Linked DNA regions of Mus musculus: all the other regions are linked to region 1. A link is a loop called in an ENCODE intact Hi-C map of the cell type or tissue named here. Cell type or tissue: heart. All regions are shown on one strand. Region 1 overlaps Abcc9 (ATP-binding cassette, sub-family C (CFTR/MRP), member 9). Region 2 has its middle 18 kb from the start of Abcc9. Region 3 has its middle 22 kb from the start of Cmas.

The links. A loop is a pair of places that touch in the nucleus more often than their neighbours do. Peaks named below come from ENCODE experiments on the same cell type or tissue, not always from the same donor. Only the 100,000 strongest peaks of a DNase experiment are listed, where the experiment ranks them.
Region 2: a loop joins it to region 1, with 2.0 times the contacts of the local background. A loop is called at or near these places in 2 of 42 quality-filtered maps.
Region 3: it touches region 1 in a loop (2.1-fold over the local background); 2 of 42 quality-filtered maps call a loop at or near these places.

Annotation. Positions count from the first base shown.
Region 1 is chr6:142,666,779-142,670,778 of GRCm38, reverse strand. The region is part of intron 14 of Abcc9 (ATP-binding cassette, sub-family C (CFTR/MRP), member 9); the gene reads left to right. Among named protein-coding and RNA genes, the nearest start is that of Abcc9, 33 kb to the left of the region's middle. In heart, no CTCF peak of the experiment used is centred here; DNase peaks (open chromatin) are centred at 558 and 2,488; H3K27ac peaks cover 477 bases.
Region 2 is chr6:142,718,487-142,722,486 of GRCm38, reverse strand. No RefSeq gene overlaps it. Among named protein-coding and RNA genes, the nearest start is that of Abcc9, 18 kb to the right of the region's middle. In heart, a CTCF peak has its summit at 1,620; no DNase peak of the experiment used is centred here; H3K27ac peaks cover 380 bases.
Region 3 is chr6:142,733,040-142,737,039 of GRCm38, reverse strand. No RefSeq gene overlaps it. Among named protein-coding and RNA genes, the nearest start is that of Cmas, 22 kb to the left of the region's middle. In heart, a CTCF peak has its summit at 1,514 (motif pointing right); a DNase peak (open chromatin) is centred at 3,849.

The DNA.
Region 1 (4,000 bases):
ATATGTTGGCCAACTACCCCTGAACACGAGAGGTCTATTCTGGAGTGGTTGATATACCCAAAGTCACGTTATTGGAGAAAGCTGATTTTCCCTTCCCCAGTAGGTATAAAGGAGAGTTCAGTTGTTCAGCTTTACCTCAGTGGCTCCGTTTCTATTTGTTCATTTTGTCCATTTGATTTTTTTAAAATAATAACAAAATAAAATATAATAAGATAAAACAAAAATTATTACATGGAACTCAGACAAGACAAACCAACAGAAGGGGAAGAACCCAAGAAAAGGCATAAGAAGAGACTCAGTCATTTGCACAGTCAGGGATCCCATAAAACACTAAACTGGAAACTTAATACGTACACAGAGGGTCTGGTGCAGACCTGTCTGGCCCTGTGTGTGCTGCCTCAGTCTCTGTGGGTTCATATTAGCTTTGCTCATGTTGATGTAGAGGCCTTGTTTGTGTGGTGTCCTCCATCTGCTCTGGCTCTTACACCCTTCTTCCTCCTCTTTCTCCTCTGGGGTTCCCTGAACTCTGAGGGGAGGGATTTGATGGAAACATTCCATTTGGGGCTGTGTTCCAAGATCTCTTGTTCTCTGCGCAATGTCCAGGCTGTGGGTTTCTACATTTGTTTTCACCTACTGCAGGAGAAAGATTCTTCTTACTAGCTATTCCACAGTCCACTCTTTAGAAACAATCACATTTATTGAATAATCGGCTTTTTATTGGGCACTTAGCACATCTTATTTCCCCCTAACATGTTTAATGTCAAGGCAGTGAAAAGCTCTGTTTGCCTTTGCAGTTTTCTCTGGTGGTTGGGTTAGGCCAGATTTCTATAAGTGATGGTGATAACTATGGTGGTACTTTAAAGGTTCATCATGAAGATGGTAATGGTGCTTTCTTTTGATGTGACACAGGTCAAAGCTTGCACGTATATTTAATATATTATCAATGTTACCATGATGTTTCCCACTGCAGCTGAACCAGTCTACAGGTGTACCAGCAGTAATGGGAGATTCCCAAACCAACAGAATAGGGTGCTTGGATTGTAGTTTAATCTGCCGGAAAAAAAAATTCTAGCTCATAGTCACTGAAAAAAGAAAGACTTGAAAACTGTTCATTTTCTCTTTTAAATATGCTTACAGCCAGGGTAGACTGCCTCGGTTATCATTTGCCGTGACGCGTGGCTACCAGAGCATGTGTTATGTGATGGTAACCATTTCCCATTTCTTCCCTTTGTACCATAGACACAAATATGTTGACAAGCCACACTGTGCTATCTGTGCCACCATCTGCTGTCCTAGACCATCTTATAAACAAGGCAATCTCGAAGTTGTATTTCATTCTCACTTAGCCATCTTGATATAGCTTATAGAATCCCAGCATGTGCTGCAGACAGCCTTTGCCACATTTGTATATGAGTTTTGAAAGAAATATCTATATGCCGTGACATCGAAGAAAACTTGAACACTTAAGGGTGCACTCTGCCATCGACAGCAATGTAGAACACTTCAAAATAATAATTTCCACAAGGCTCATGCGTTACTGAGAAACCTAGAGTTTTATGCTCAATACCTTGATTGTAGGCAGCAGTTTCTATGAACTTTTCAGTGACTAAATGCTTGATACCTCACTACGCAGGTGACTCTATCCTGGAAAGGGCCAAGTGGGGGGGGGATGGTATCCTAACAGAGCGTCAGTCCTCTTCTCTGAACCAGGCTTTCAGTAATTGTTCATAAGCTCTTGGACTTTAGAGTTCAGACCCTCTGGCCTCAGCTACCTTCCTTTTCGCTCTCATTGTTCTGTCTTAGCGATGGCTTGCATAGATCACTGACTGAAGTCCCGAAGTCATGCTTCCAAATTAGGCCACACTCTGGCAGGGAAGCTGCTTCAGACGATAAAATTGATAAATGGCCAGAGTCTTCTATTTTGGTCCTTATTTTCATTTTCTCTATTTAATGGGCACCCCTTCCAGGGTTGCAGTCTTAATTAATTGAAACTTGACTTTGCGCTAGAAGTTGAAGTAGAAAGCAGCCTATAACTTACAACATACCATGGCTCTGGAAGAAGGAGCTTGCCAAACATTAAAAGGACTTTGAGAGTTGATTTGAGAAAGATAAAAGGGCTCTTCTTCAAACCCACAGTATACAATCCTGGTAATAAATCCTAGTGAGGTGGAAGGTGGATATTACCCTCTGTGAGTTTATCATAGCCCTCCCACTCTATCCCTCTTGGGGAAAAGGCATTTGCCAGGCTGATAAAGCCCAGCATACTTTAGGGCCCCAGGCCAGCTTGAGGCCAAACAGAATGTGCTTCTAAAAGCTCTCTTCTCTAAAATAACGTTCTGGGTTGATTTGCAGGTCCTACAGAGGTGGTGGGTCAACAGAAGTGGCCAGATATTTTTCCCACTGGGTACTAGTTCTGGGAACCCAAACAAGCGTTTTCCCAGTGTGGACTGGCCTCTGCATTTGCTTCAGTGCCTGGGAACCCGTGACTAGTCTCAAATGCCAGTTGGCCAGCAGTGAGCTGAGCTGCCTGTTTATAATTGGAGACTAAGACTTCAGTCAGCTGATTTTGAAATATCTCTTCAGGGCTCTTAGAAGTTATACACTCTTTACTGGGCTCGTAAGCGCATTCAGAAGTGTGGTGTGTTAGAATGGGCTGAAGCAAACTCATAGCTCTGTTCTGTGTGCATGAGGAAGCTTGGAAGCTCTTCGCCTGAGGAAACTCAGTGCCATGAGGAGTTCCCTGCTCCAGGTCAAGCCCTAGGCTTTCTTTTCAAACAGTTCAGATCAGTAGCCAGGTGCCCTTGTCACAGTCACAGAGTGGAACATGTGCACACAGACACATGCCACGCACCTGTTGTTATGTTTATAACAAACTGGGACAAAGAGGCAAATTTTATTTGGCACAGGATGTCTTGGCACAGCCTCAACCCACCCACACTGTGAGTTTTAGGGCAAAGTGCCACAAAACAGACTAAAGAGAAGTCACTTGTCACTTAAAACCTGACTGCAGTTCCAGGGAATCCAAACACCTTCTTCTGGCCTCTGCAGGTACCAGGCATACAGGTGGTACACGGAAGTACATACAGGCAAAACACCCATACACATAAAATTAAAATAAAAAAATAAAATTCTTATAAAAAAGAACAGGGAGGGTGATATATCCTCGGAGTCCCAGCACTTGGGAGGTAGAGGCAGGAAGACCAGGAGTTCAGGGTTCCCCTCTGCTACATACTGAAGTTAGGCCATCTTGGGTTACCCGAGATCCTGCCCTAAAAACAAAAACTAGTCGAATAAGAGTGTTTTTTCCCATAATGCTAAAGTTACTTTACTTCCATAGAAATAATTTATGTGTTTTCCCTTCTGGAGTAGAATATGTAGTATTCCTTGTAGGCATTTGGTATTTGGTGTGTAATGCAGTAACTATGTCCAAAGATGTTATTTGCCAGAGGAGAAAATTGTTATTAAAGAAATCTCTCATTTCCAAGTAGCAACAACAACACCAAGAACAATTTTGTCTTTCCTCTCATGTGCCTCTCGGAGCTGTTTCTGCTTGGCAAGTCTCCCATATCACCATCTGTAAAAGAAATAGTTATTGATAGCTATTATCAGGCATGCTTATACCTTGGCCAGGTCTCTGTATTACAAATGACAAGGCTTCATAACCACTATCAAAAACTATGCAACTATCAGTCACACAATTGGTTATTCTGCATTAATGTAACACCTGTCCAAGGGTTTCAAGTCCTATTTGAGGGGTTGAAGGGATGAGTCAGTGGTTAAGGCCACACAGTGATCTTCTAGAGGACTCAAGTTAAGTTCCCAGAACCCATGTCAGAAGGCTCGCCATTTCTAGTTAGTCCAGCTACAGGGAATCTGATACTCTCTTCTATTCTCCCTGCATTCACATACACGCAACTTTAACAGATGCGTAGTAAAAATCAGAATAAATATTAAAAAACCAAAGTAGTATTTGAGAAGTGAGCAGGTGAATTTGTATAAA
Region 2 (4,000 bases), 52 kb before region 1:
ATTGTTTTATAATACGAAAAGATTTGGTGGGCATGTGGCTCATGCCTTTAACCCTAGTACTCAATAGGCAGAGGCAGGTGGATCTCTACGAGTTCCAGGCTAGCATGGTCTACTTAGTGAGTTCTAGGCTAGTCAGTGCTAAAAATGAGACCCTGTCCAGCAATCAGGCAAGCAAGCAAACAAACAAAACAAACCCCCTACAGCCCTAATAATAAGACCAAACCACCTACAGACTTTTTAAAAAAGATGTAGGCATCTTACATTGACTAGTACATGACTTCTTATGCCTAAATTTAGGTCCCTTTCTATTCGTATTACTGTAGTGAAGAGTCCTGGCCCAGATCTCAAGGGAAGGTTATAGAGAGGATCCTCCCAGTGACCAGGGAATCAGAATCAAGTGATGTTCACTCTGGGATGGGGCTGCATGGACTTGGGGATATAGACAGAGGAAACGTGAACAGCAAAGACACGTCTGGAGTCAACAGCAAATCATTGAGGAAATAATTCAGGCGAGCTGTCACTAAGAGACTTCACTTGGCAAACAGCCCTCACCAATGCCAGGAACCACGGGGTTGCCAGAAACTCAGAAGTACCACTCATAACAGTGAGGAAAACCAGAAAGCCCAAGGACACAACATACGTCAGTCACTGCTAAATTAGGAGTTGCCAACTTGGTTCTTTCTATGTCTCTGAACTATGTTTCTAGCGCTTCGGAAAACGTTAAAAGAAACAAAATGCATGATTTCATTTGATGGCTAGCAAAATAATGTTATTTGTGACACAAATGTTTACAGAACTTTGGGCAGGACCATGAGAGACACATTGTACATTTGATAATCTTGGGATCTGTAAAATGTCCTTTGCCACTCTATTTTGTCATGAGTGCTGGGGAAGGATGCCATTTTCCTTGGCAGCATGGGCACTGGCAACCCGTCCTTGCTCCAGGAAGGATACATCTGTGTGAGCATGAACTCTCAGCAGGGTGCTGTCTAAAAAGGGTGGCACTGTGAGAGGGAGTGGGCTGTGAGTGGATATTTGGGCTGAAAACATCTAATATTCATTATATATGTATATGAAATGGTCAAACAATTAAAAAAATGGGGGAAGGTTTTCATTGTGAGATGTCTGTGTGTTTGTGAAACTTTTTTGTAATGGTTAATTCTGGTTGAGACCGCGACTGGGTTGAAATGCCTAGAGTCCCAGAGAGGCACACACGTGAATGAGTCTGTGAGGGCATCACTGAGGTGGTCGTCTGAGGAGAGAAGACACACCTTGATTGTGCTGCATTGTCTCATGGTCTGGAGTCCTGAACTGACTAAGGAGGCACAAAGGAGCAAGTGAGTTGAGGACTGGTACAAACACACCTTTTTCTTCTGTTTCTGGGTCACCCAAATGTGAGGAGGTGGGAAGGCTTGGCTGGCACAGACAGGACCCTCAAACCATGGGCCCAGATAGACCCTTTCTCCCCTAAGTTGCTTCTTGCCATGGTTTTGATCACAGCAATGGGATAAGTAACTAACACACACGCAGTATGTAAATGTTGTGATCCTTACAAACTCCTCTATCAGTTTAACCAGCTAAACTAATCAAGTAGTGAACGTCTCTCAAGTCAGCACTAGAGGGAGCATCAAGTAGAGCAAAGAGCTATGAACATGTGAGCTTCAAGGTTGTCACCAAGGTTGAACGCTACAAAAGGACAGAGAGAGTGGTCGGAAGGCCGGGTGTGAAACAGCCAGTGAGAGGCTTGGGTCTGCTAGTGAGGCAGCCCCGCTGTGAGGTTAGATAGAGAAAGCTGGGGATCCTTCTGGAGAGCCAAAGGCCTTTTCAAGAAAAAAAAAATATCAAGGTCTACAGTGGAGTCCCCGATTTAAGCAGAATGCAGGAAATCAGAGTGCATCACACTTAAGGCTTCCTGCTGCGAGCTGCTAAACAGTCAGAAGAAGGCAGAGTGAGCAAACAATAGTTTGACCATGGACAACACCAGGAAGAAAATCCCACATCACCCCTAGGGGTTCCCACCGACACCGGAGGAGACACTGATATCTCACTGATACTTGATGGAAAATGGAATTCTCTCTCACTCCTATAAAAACATTCAACTATGATCCTAACCTTGCCTCTGACCATGAATTCCAAGTGTAGGGTCCAGATCAGAGGATGTCATCAGTGGCCGAGTGTCAATGTGACAAGAAGCATCATAGAAGCAACACAGTGATGACTTAAAGCTAGGCAGTGTGTTTCCACAGGCTAGGTGACAAGGCTTGGTGAGGAGCGCAGAAGAACATAGGTAGTGTGAGCTAATGTGAACAGCTGTGGGGAGAGAGGTGAGGAAGAGAGCTTGATGTTCTTACAGAGGGTTCAGTTCCCAGCTCCCAAATCAGGAAGCTCACAGCTTCTTATAACTCCTGTTCCAGGGAGATGACACCCTCTTCTAGCCTCCATGGGTATTGTGTCACACACACACACACACACACACACACACACACACACACACACACACACACACACACACACACACACACTCACACACACACACACACACAAATATGAATAAAATAGATCTAAAAAAAAATAGGAGGATACAGGTTGTGAGCCAAACACCACATGCTTTCTAACCATGTGACTCTGAGTGACTACGTGTCCTGAAGCAAGAGTCATTGAGAATTATGAGTAGAATACATCTTGAGTGTGAGGAGTACTCAGTTCATGTCAGCTATGCTGACAGGTGGCATAATGAAAGCTTACGTGGAGACCTACGTGAGTACTCCATTACAAGTGAGCTTGATACCAGCTACAAGGAAACACGCGCTTATTTCGTACATAACTGAATTTTAACGTTGAGTGTTTTAATGGCTGAACATCTGTTTTCAGGCTTAGGTAAAGCAGAAAATGTCCTTAACAACCTTGGGTATTATGTAGGTTTCAGAGACAAGGTTCTAGGTACTGGGTCCTGGGATTACAGGTGTGTGCAATGTGTAGTTTATGTGGTGCTGAGAATTGAACCCAGGGCTTCATGCATTCGAGGCAATCTCTATACTAACGGAGCTACACTCCAGACCATGCAGCCTTTAAGATATTATGTCCATTAAAACCATGCTATAAAAATAAGCAATTATAGGAGCCAGAGTGGTAGCTCCTTAGTTAAGAACACTTGTTACTCTTGCTAGGACCCAGGTTCTGTTCCCAGCACCCGCTTGGAGCTCACAACATTCTGTAACTATAAAACCAGGGGATCCAACACTTCCTTTCGACCTCCTTAGGCACCTGGTACATGCATGGTACACATACATATAGTTAGGAAAATACTCATACACATAAAACAATAAAATTTAAAAATAAGTAAGTATAACCAGAGGGTCTTTGTTTTCTGATGGAATAAGGCTGCTCTGTAAACCAAATCTCAACAAGACATTGGGACTTTGCGTCTTAGATGGACACAGCTGTTCGATGTGCGGTCTGTTTGTAGGGTTGAATGTTTGTTCTGCACTTTTGCTCTTTATATCTTGTTCCTACCAGACCTGATGATAACCTCTGCCCTTCTGCAGCATCTTCTCTCTTGCCTTTACATCACACACACACACACACACACACCACACACACACACACACACAATACACACACACCAAATACACCACACACATCACACACACACACACACACACACACACACACACCACACACACACAATACACACACACACACACACACCACACACACACACACACACAATACACACACACACCAAATACACCACACACATCACACACACACACACACACACACACACATGCACACACACATCACATACACACACCACACATACAATACATACACACCACACACATAAACACCAAACACACACACACACGTGCACACACACACCACATACAAACACCACACATACACACACCATACCACATACCACACACACACACACACACACACACACACACACTGCTGCAGGGAACGTCCTACATTGTATCTAGAGTGTAATTACATA
Region 3 (4,000 bases), 66 kb before region 1:
TGACTCTAGCTGGTCAGGTTCATTAATTTATGTATATTATTTTTGAGGCAGAGCCTCATGTAGCCCAGGTTAGCCTCAAACTTGCCATATATACATATATATCTACAAAGATGACTTAACTCCTGATCCTCCTGTATCTTTATCCCAAACTCTGAGATCAAATCTAAGCAATATAGGCTTATAGGCATGTTACCATCCTGTTCAGTGTATGGGGTGCAGGGCTTTATGCGTGCTAAGGAAGCACTCTACCAACTGCACTATACCCCATGCCTCGAAAGACATAGTGAGAGTTTTGTTGCTGGTTCTGCTTCCTCCACTTAGTCTCTTCTGCTTCCTGTAGGATAGTACTCAGTACACATGTATGCTCACACACACACACACACACACACACACACACAAACATGCACACACACTTATATACACATCTAAACATGCACATACACACATACCCATACATACACACATACAAACATATATGCACACATACACACACGCACACCACACACACACATGCCCATGCACATGTGCACACATACTTATATACACACATAAACACATATACACACATATGCACACGTACATGTGCACACACTTATTCATATGTACACACACATATACACACACTCCTATATATATATGCTCATATATTCTGTTTTCTCACTTTTCCTAAATAAGTGATGGGGTTATGCATATTTTTCTTTTCATTTAAATATATACACAGGTGTAAGTCTATAGTAGCATTGTGAATATAATCATTTAATGAAGAGGTTGGAGAAATAGTTTGAATATTTTACCAAGTAAAATTGTGATCCTTTGCAGGCTTTTGTGGAAATCGATTATCACATACACACATATACACACACATACACACGCACAGCACACACAATTGCATCAATTGGTAATCAGAATTTGATGCCTTAACTACATATGTTAGCTTTTGCATTTGTATATGTTTTAGCTGGTGTTTGTACACCGTAAAAAATTGGCTAGGTTTGGGTTGATTAGTAACATTTTAATTCTCTATATCGTTAAATAAAATTCAACACAAATTAGAGACACTTGGGCAAAGGGAAGCTCAGTAGAGGAACGAGCTCCATAGATTGGTCTGTGGACATGTCTGTCTGCCGGAGACTTTTCCTGATTGCTGTGGGAAGGCTCAGCCCACTGTGGGCATTGATAGCGCTGGGCAGGTGGTCCTGGAGCCACCTGAGCCCCTAAGGAAGCAAAGTGAGCAAGCCTTGGTGAGCAAGCCAGTAAGCTGCACTCCTCTGTGGTCTCCGGTTCAGCATCAGCCTTGAATTCCTATCTTGGCTTCCCTCGATGACAGATGGATACCTGTAAGCCAAGTACACTTTGAAAATCTCTCTGGGTTGGTGTTTTATCACAGGAAGAGAGAAACAAGCTAGGAGTGCGGTATAGAAAGAATGCACTCTAGTGAAACAATGTAACTCTCCAAATGTAGTACAAATCACACATCTGATTTCCAGAAAGAAAATTGTCTGGTGAGACAGTAGATGGCGCTATTAGCACACAATTGTGAGAGCTTGGGTTTTTAAGGCACACCATCACAGGACTTAGATTTAGTAAAGTGTCCAGTGCTGTCCCCAAAGTGAAAGCTCTAGTGTAAATTTCTATACTGTGACTTATCAGAATTTTTAAAATGGAATTTTATTTGTGAAATTGTATGTTTTTGTTTATGTCTCATCTATAACTTTTCCCCAATAATAAGGTCCACGTCTGCATTCAATTTTTTGTGATAACTTAATAAATTCATCACTTCAGTGCCACATTACTTAAGCTGCAGACAGACCACTCCCGAGCACTAACCAATAGGTTGTGTCCTTAATGTATTTTATAAAGACCAATATTTTGAAAATCATAATTGACTCAGTATACAAAACAGAATTTGGTTGTCTTCCTTAGGCTTGTCTGCTCGCTTATTTATTTATGTATTTGTTTATTCACTTATGTGTACTAGGGATTCAACCGAGAACCTTCTATTTGCTAGACAAACACTCTGTCGCTGGGCTACACCCCCTGTCTTTATTTATTTTTGAACCTTTAGTTTTGGTCTCATTATTTGCCAAGGCCGATTGAATCTGTGATCCTCCTGCCTCCACCTCCCAGGTAGCTGGGCATACAGGTGGGCATCACTGAGCTTGGCATAGGATTTTGTCTTTGCTTTGCTCAGCAGTGTTTAAAGTTTTAATGAGCTCTACTCTCCATCGGGGTCACAGACCTCAGGTCTCCTCTAGATAGGTGGTGTACTGGCATGTCTGTGGCTCTCGGGACAAACAACACTTCCTTCTGGATTCCTGCATAGATTCCTTTTCTGCCTACCTCCCTTGCTTTTCTGCTTCTTCCTGACCTGTGGGAGTGTCACAGGAAACCACCTTTATGGAATTCTTTTCCTTCTCTATACATTGTATCTCAGTTGTATCACCCCATGCCCATAGTTGAAGCTCTTTCCATGCTCTGAGCATTATCTCATCCTCAAGGCTTAACTTTACAGGAACCGCTGCAGAGAACTCACAGGTAATGCAGTTATCCTGCTGTTCTACAAAGCCATGGGGTGTGCTACATACATACATGAGAAGTTCTACATACCATTTGCTCAGTGACAATGCCCTGCTTGATACAGCAGCCCCAAACTCCTCTCTGGATTCCAGACATATAATTAGACCACCTTTAAAAATCTCAAATTGCATGTGTTCCACGTTTTTCCTCTTTATCATCTCAGATAATATCAACTTTGCTTTTGTTATTGTTCAAGCCACAACATAGAAAGCTTTTGACTCGCTTATTTCCAGCCCACCCACAATCCCATTGGCCAGATCTTTAACACGTGCCCAGACTCTGACTGCTGCGGGATCACCTGCAAGTCCATCATCTTTCGCCTGAATTATCCAGCTAGCCTTCCAAGTAGCCTGGCTATTTCCATTCCTCTTGCCTTGCACAGATGAAGCAGTGTGACCTTGTCCTAATGGAAGCCAGACCACCCCACCTTTCTTCTCAACACCCCACAGACCACCCCGTGCTTCTATTCACCACTCCGCCTGATCACTCTCGATCAGATAATTCACTGTCTTAAATCGCTTATCCATAGCTCAGCTTCTGGGTTCATATCTGAGGCATCCTGGCTCAGCCACGACTTATTCATTTTAGATATTAAAAAGGTTAGAAATATTTATGTTTGGCCTCTGCATAACCTAGACCTGGAAACGTGAAGCTGAATTATTTCATAGCATCACGATCCCTACACGAAGACAGAGCAATTTTCACACAATGACACTATTTTAATAGGAGACAGTCTAACGGGCCACATCATTTTTTTTCATGAAAAAGGAACTCTTTTATTACCCCAAATTTGGATGGAAAAATAATATAAGTATTTTTAATCTATCTATCTATCTATCTATCTATCTATCTATCTATCTATCTATCTATCTATCGTGTGTGTGTGTGTGTGTGTGTGTGTGTGTATGTATGTGCAAGTATGGCTTTCATGTGGAGGTCAGAAGACAACTTGCAGGAGTCAGTTCTCCCACCGTTCAGGTCCCTGGGATTTGACTTAATAGCAAGCACCTTTCTCCAGTTGAGCCATCATTGGTGCGGAACCAAAAACTTGTGTGTGAAGATGACTTTTCCTCTACTCCCACAGTCAGTCCCTTGGTGTCCAAACTCTCTGGGGATGAAATGACACACTCGCTTTCATACCTGGGTCTCTAGAGACAGCTAATGACCAAATAGAGCCCAGATCACCCCCATTCCCCATGGTCTCTTTGCAGCTAATCCATCGGGAAAGCATCCTTCCCTCGGTACTTGAGCTATGGCTCAGAGTCACACAAAGTCCCTTCCTCTCTCATGCCCCGGTGTTCCTCGAGTGACTTTTTAGGCTCATGGATGTTCTGCGTCTCTTTTATTTTGGGATTGCATGTCTTGAAACAGCTGGAGAGTGTTAATGGGCCAGCACAGGCGTTCAGGTCTGCACGTCCGCTCT